2 separate regions of the Homo sapiens genome follow, and region 1 is linked to region 2. Evidence: chromatin contacts called from ENCODE Hi-C or POLR2A ChIA-PET data. All regions are on one chromosome and are shown on one strand. Each heading gives the region's core, a stretch centred on a gene start or an enhancer-like site at or near the end of the contact. The rest is flanking DNA. Distances are from core to core; before and after follow the strand shown. Region 1 has its middle 180 kb from the start of ATAD2B. Region 2 overlaps KLHL29 (kelch like family member 29).

What was found. A loop is a pair of places that touch in the nucleus more often than their neighbours do. ChIA-PET counts read pairs that join two places held with the same protein, here RNA polymerase II (POLR2A). Pooled maps may share reads with other maps.
Region 1: a map of endothelial cell of hepatic sinusoid shows a loop between it and region 2 (3-fold over the local background). The contact joins two enhancer-like sites. A Hi-C loop is called at or near these places in 3 of 168 maps with a recorded cell type or tissue (astrocyte of the cerebellum, endothelial cell of hepatic sinusoid and uterus) and 1 of 50 pooled maps. POLR2A ChIA-PET finds 5 or more read pairs at or near these places in 3 of 52 experiments (MCF 10A, activated CD4-positive, alpha-beta T cell and naive thymus-derived CD4-positive, alpha-beta T cell).

The regions. Positions count from the first base shown.
Region 1 is chr2:23,743,373-23,746,563 of GRCh38, reverse strand. It overlaps a transcript of ATAD2B not described here. Among named protein-coding and RNA genes, the nearest start is that of ATAD2B, 180 kb to the left of the region's middle. Within about 2 kb of position 1,348, at least 3 of the 41 ENCODE cell types and tissues checked have a DNase peak (open chromatin) inside an H3K27ac peak, as active enhancers do.
Region 2 is chr2:23,704,157-23,707,457 of GRCh38, reverse strand. KLHL29 (kelch like family member 29) reads right to left here. Exons shown (of 14, transcript NM_052920.2): 14 at 1-977. The coding sequence ends at 794. It also overlaps a transcript of ATAD2B not described here. Among named protein-coding and RNA genes, the nearest start is that of ATAD2B, 220 kb to the left of the region's middle. Within about 2 kb of position 1,262, at least 2 of the 41 ENCODE cell types and tissues checked have a DNase peak (open chromatin) inside an H3K27ac peak, as active enhancers do.

The sequences.
Region 1 (3,191 bases), core at 99-2,598, 39 kb before region 2:
GTTCAGTAAACATTTAAGCATTTATTCAGTGCCTACAGAGTGCTAGGCATTGAGGGAGCATAAAGATGAGCAAGACATTGTGTCTGTCTTCAAGGACATTTTTATAATTTAACATACTTATATCACGTTTACTAGGTGCTGGAGACTATTCTGAGTGCTATACAGACACAAATGCAAATTCTTTTCATCTTTACAAGAACCTTATGAGATAGGTGCTATTATTATCCCCATTTTACAGATCAGGAAACTGAGTTATAGATTAATTTGCTCAAGGTCACACATCCAGGATTCAAATGTAGGCAGTTTGGCTCCAGAGTTGATGCTTTTAATCACTATGCTTGACTGCTTCTTGTGGGGGTAGACAGATAACAAACATCATTTCAGTCTAATACGGCATGTGTTAAGATTGAATTTTATATTAGGCACTGTAGGTATACAGAGGAGGAGCATGTAACCTAACCTCAAGGAAGCCTTTCTGGTTCCTTGCCTGAGCTGAGGCATCAAGGTGGGAAAGGATTTCCAGGCAGAAGGAACAACAGAAGCATAGGCTGAGAAGTGAAATAGCATGACAGCTGCAGGGGAAAGTACAGGCAGTTCTCTGTCATCACAGGTCAACATCTGTTTCACAGATTTATTTGAGCAACTGCCAAATAAAGCAAGTGCCAGAGCACTGTTCTTGGCAAGGGAGTTAACAGCTGAAGACAGGACAGCAAGGTCCTTGCTTTTTGGAGCTTACAGTCTAGTCAGCAAAGAGTAAACAAACAACATGTTACCTAACAGTGGTAAATGCTTGGATGACAATAAATACAGCAGTAGTATTAGTAGCAGCAGACAACTGAGTGCCAGGTATTATTACAAGCATTAACCATTTAATTATCACAGCAACTGTGGGAGGTAGGTACTGTTGTTGGTCCCATTTAAGAGAAGGGGAAACTGAAATAGAGAATGCTTAGGTGACTTGCCCAAGGTTACACAGCTAACATCAGGTTGGGGGGTCCTATCTTGTGGTGTGGCTTTAGAGATTGAATTTTTAACCCATCAATCATTAAGGTGAATGGTAAATTCCTTTGCTTGTATTCAAGTCTTCCTTCCTTCCTTCCTTTCCTTCCTTCCCTTCCCTTCCCTTCCCTTCCCTTCCCTTTCCTTCCTTCCTTCCTTCCTTCCTTCCTTCCTTCCTTCCTTCCTTCCTTCCTTCTTTCCTTCCTTCCTTCCATCCCTCTCTGTCTCTTTCTCTCTTTCTCGCTTGCTTTCTTTCTTGCGTGCGTGCTTGCTTGCTTGCTGTGGAGTCTGGTTGTGTTGCCCAGACTGGAGTGCAGTAACACGATCTTGGCTCACTGCCGCCTCTGCCTCTCAGGTTCCAGCGATTCTCCTGCCTCAGCCTCGTGGGTAGCTGGGATTAGAGGCATGTGCCACCACCCCTGGCTAATTTTTGTACTTTTTGTAGGGACGGGGGTTTCACCATGTTGGCCAGGCTGGTCTTGAACTCCTGACCTCAGGTGATCTGCCCGCCTTGGCCTCCCAAAGTGCTGGGATTACAAGCGTGAGCAACCGTGCCTGGCCTCAAGTTTTTCTAGGAATAAACATTTTTAAATAGTAGAATACCACAGAGAATAATACAACATGCATGTTCCTACCACCCAGTATTAAATGTTAACAATTTGTCATACTTGTTTTAGTTCTTTTTTGAAAAGAAAAAATTTCAGAGAAGATTTAAGTCTACTTTCTACCCATTCCCAATCCCATTCGTTTTCTTTCTTTACTGGTGGCAGCCACTGTGATGATTTTGACGAATATCCTGTCTGTGTTTTAAATTATTTTATTTGAGAAGGTAATAGTATGCGGCTGGAGTCAGACTGTCTGAATTTGAATCCTGGTTATGTTCCTTCTTGGCTATGCAACATGTGACAAATTATTTCACCCCTCTGCAGGTCAGTGTACTTATCCATAAGATGGGCCACAGTGATAGCACCAACCCCATGGTGGTTACTGCAATGATTACATATTTGAGTGAATATATGTAAAGCACTTAGAACAGTACCAGGCACATAGTAAGTGTTCAAGAAATTTCAGTCATCTTTCTAAACATTTGTATGTGTCTATAAACATTGTTTTGTGGGTTTAAAAATGTCTATAAATGGGATTAATATCTTTAAAATTTATATATTTTAAAGTCAGAAACACATGTATGTAGTTTAAAGAATGAAGTAGTTCTAGAAGGCTTGTTATAAAAAACAGCAGTTCCCTGATTCTAGAACCCTCCTTCTCCAAAAAAAAAAAAAAATTCTCCCAGGAGCCAATTGTTTTCAACACCTGTAGCTGATTATTTGATGTTTCTAAATACTATTCTTAGATGGCTACTTTTTATTTTCCAGTTTTAGTCATTTTCTTTTGATTTCCCACCATTTAAAATATAGTAATATCTGCCCTCACCACACGTTTCACACTTCTTGTCCTCTCGTCCTCCCAGTTGTTTATAATTTTGGTCAGATCATTATTCAGTATTTGCATTATTGTGTCTATGTAAAAATTATTGACAGTGGAACTATTTAGTGTACTATGATGATGTTTCCTTTCTTGTACACCTTTTTGTTAATAATAGTCTTCATTGTATTTATTTACCTGTTTTTTTATGTATAATCATGAGTTTGAACCCAGCACGCCTTTATTCCCAGCATTTTGGGAGGCTGAGGCAGAAGGATCCTTGAGCCCAGGAGTTCAAGACCAGCCTGGGTAACATAATGAGACCCTGTCTCTACAGAAAAATTAAAAAATTAGCCAGGCTTGGTGGCATGCATCATAGTCTCAGCCACTCAGGAGGCTGAGATGGGAGGACCACTTGAGCTTGGGAGTTTGAGGCTTCAGTGACCCAAGATCGCAGCACCTGCACTCCAGCCTGAGTGACAGAGTGACACCCTGTCTCAAAAAAACAATTTTAAAAACTAGTTTGTTCCTCAGTTCATCCCCAGCAATCCAACTCTCTCTCTCTTTTTTTTTTTTTTTTGAGTCGGATTTTCGCTCTGTTGCCCAGGCTGGAGTGCAGTGGTGTAATGTCGGCTCACTGTAACCTCCACCTCCCGGGTTCGAGCGATTCTCCTGCCTCAGTCTCCCAAGCAGCTGGGATTACAGGCATGCGCCACCATGCATTATTTATTTTTATTTCGCAGAGATGGGGTTTCACCGTGTTGGTCAGG
Region 2 (3,301 bases), core at 13-2,512:
TTGGGAATTCCCACAACATTATCCCTCTTGTGGCCTGCTCCTCCTCTCAGTACTTAAAAATAGCCTTTTGTTTATCAAGAAAATGCCTCAGAAATCTAAATAATTCATACCGGGTAAGAGAAAGCTAGCGCAATCACTGTCCTTCTCCAGCAAAAACACAGTAGAAAAACCTGTGAAGGACAGACCGCTGTCCCTGCTCCCCGGCTGTCCCACAGCTGCCACCCCTGGCTCCGCGTGGGCAGCTGGGCTTCTCTTCAGCCCCAGTGGGGACCAGCAGCCTCCTAGGCCTTGTGATGCACAGTATTGTCCCTCGTTTTCTGTCGGCCACTGAAAGTGTAGATCGGTTAAAAAACAAAAGTAGGAATCAAAGTGATAAGGACACTTTGATCTTATTCCAAGAGAGCCTGATGCCTAATGTTGTCATAAGATAACTGATCTATGGTTGTTTAGGGATCAAGCTTGCTCTGCAGGAAGGAAAAAACAGCTTCTCTCTCCCAGTTGAAAAATACGTGAAACTCTATTGCACCTGGCAGAGCGAGCGCCCCTGTTCAGGAGGCAGCCAGCCCCATGGCGGGATCGTGGTTCCTGCGGCTCCAAGCGCGGTGCCTCCGTTTCATCCAAAGGCGAGGATGATTTTCTACATTCAATGTAGAGAATATTCAACATGTTGAGCGCAGTGAGTTCCTTGATTGTGTTTTGTTGGCCTCTTGTTGGTGTCGCTGGAAAATTATCATTGCGTGGCACTTGCCTCACCAGACTTGTCCACAGTCTTATCGTGGGCTTTCTGCTGATGTCAGCCGCTTTGAATATATTTCTTTATCACGACGCAGCCGTGTCTGAACACAGGGCAGGGCATGTGGGGGAGGAGGGTCCATGTGTTGGTTGTGGGCTCGTAGGCCTCCATGTTGCCCAGCGCGGGCCCTTCACTGCTGACAATACCTCCAGTTGCATAAATCTTGCCATCAAGCACCACAGCACTGTTGGGGGAAAGCGGGGACAGAGTTAGGCATTTCACTTCCAACTTGGCCCTGGAGATAGGTTCTCAACGTCGTGTCCTGTTGTAGGCTGCCTGTGCCTTTTGCAGAAGGCATCTGGGATCTTGCTGCCCTTCTTTGCCCTCTAACCTGGGCTGGCATAAGAAAAACACCTGTCCTCCAGGGCCAGTCAGGAAGCCGTGCTATGCCACCCTGCGAGCGGCAGAAGGCGCTCCCTCCCTGCCCCGCCAGAGTGACTAACCATGGCTAGGAGACGAAAGATCTCTGTGCGGGCACTCAGCTCAGGTCACTGAGGCTTTCTGGAGGCTCTTGTGTGGCACACGCAGCCTTCCTACTGCTCAAATCAAATTGGGAACATGACTCACAAGAATGACGAGAGAGAATAATAAGGAGCTCAGCTGGAATTGAATGTCAGCCACTTGACTGGGAGCTCCACCTGCCAAGGTGCTTCTGTGTGACCTGGTGCTGCTGCCCACCCAGGATTGCAAGGGCCGGGCATGCTCTGCAGGGTGACCGATGGCTGTGCCTGGACCCCTTCCCTGTGTGACACTCACTGGCTTGCTCCTGTTGTCTCAGTCAGCTCCTCTCATCATGAGGGCTCAGCATCTGGCCCCTCTCTGCACTGACTCCCTTAATGCATTTCAGCTACTTCTTTGCACTGACGTCCACATCCTTGTTTCTAGCCCTGACACTCTTTCATTTCAGCTAATGGCCATTTCTTCCTGGCTATTCCCTGACATTGGACACATACCTTTTCAAAGGCTCCACCCGTTTCTGAAATCTCTTAAAGAGAACACATCAGTCTGGACTTCTTACCAGACCCTGAAGCTTCCAGTCTTCTCTCCCTTAGTTCATGCCATCTGGGGCCCTCATATTTTCCTTCTGTGGTGCACCTATTACCTGATTATCTTGCAAGACCCAGCTTAACTCTGCCATTTGCCGTTAAGTCTTTCCCATTCTTTTTTTTTTTTTGAGACGGAGTCATACTCTGTCACCAGGCTGGAGTGCAGTGGTGTGATCTCAGCTCACTGCAACCTCCGCCTCCCAGGTTCAAGCAATTCTCCTGCCTCAGCCTCCTGAGTTAGCTGGGATTACAGGCGCCTGCCACCACACCTGGCTAATTTTTGTATTTTTAGTAGAGACGGGGTTTCACCATGTTGGTCAGGCTGGTCTTGAACTCCTGACCTCGTGATCCATTCACCTCAGCCTCCCAAAGTGCTGGGATTACAGGCGTGAGCCACTGTGCCTGGCCCTTTCCCATTTACTTCTAGTCTCAGAGAAGGTGCGAGCATCCTCCCAAGTGGAGCGCAATGCTCCAGTTGTCTGCATCAGTGGACGGGGTAGTCAGACTGTGCTCTGCACACTGCCACCATTAGGGTACATGACATGGAAGTATGGCTCAAGAATTGTGAAATCTCAGTCCAACAGGAGCTTAGCAGTTGTCTGGTCCAACCGCCTGTTTCACAGATAGAACTTCCTCAGAGAGGTGAAGGGATATGTCCAAGGTCACTGACATGCTAGTAGGAGGTTATATCTTTTCTAGCTATGCTACACAAACAATGGGCACTCTAAGTACTTCATGCTATTCCCACACTGAAGATTCTGCAGTTACCTCTACATAGGCACAAGATGTCTTCAGGAAGCATCTGCTATGGGAGTCCTGACAATGAGGTTTCTGAGGCCCCTTCTTTTTTGTGAGACGGAGTCTTTTCCTGTCACCCAGGCTGGAGTGCCGTGGCGCGATCTCGGCTCACTGCAACCTCCGCCTCCCGGGTTCAAGCGATTCTCCTGCCTCAGCTTCCTGAGAAGCTGGGATTACAGGCACATGCCACCACGCCTGGCAAATTTTTGTATTTTTAGTAGAGTCGGGGTTTTACCATGTTGGCCAAGCTGGTCTTGAACTCCTGATCTCAACTGATCCATCCGCCTCGGCCTCCCAAAGTGCTGGGATTACAGGTGTGAGCCACTGCACCTGGCCTTGGGGCCCCTTTTTATTCCTTGTTCCTCTTAGTCCAGGAAAGGATGGGGCTGGAAGAGCAGGGACTGGTGTCTCGCTGCCACAGGGCCAGAAAGCCTGGGGACCGAGCCACACTCAGCCCTCTACCTTCTCTGCCTGCAGGGGTGGGTTTGTGTGTGCTTTTGCCCAGTCAGCCTTTGGGACTCTGAGCACAGCTCCCAAAGCCATCAGGATCGTTCATGTCCTCAGAGCATTCCCCCAAGAAGTCACTTGTCCCTGTAGGGCATCACACAGCTCTGGCCTGGCACTGCCTTCTGTCTGTGATGGGGCAGGTGGTCCTGGGGGAAGC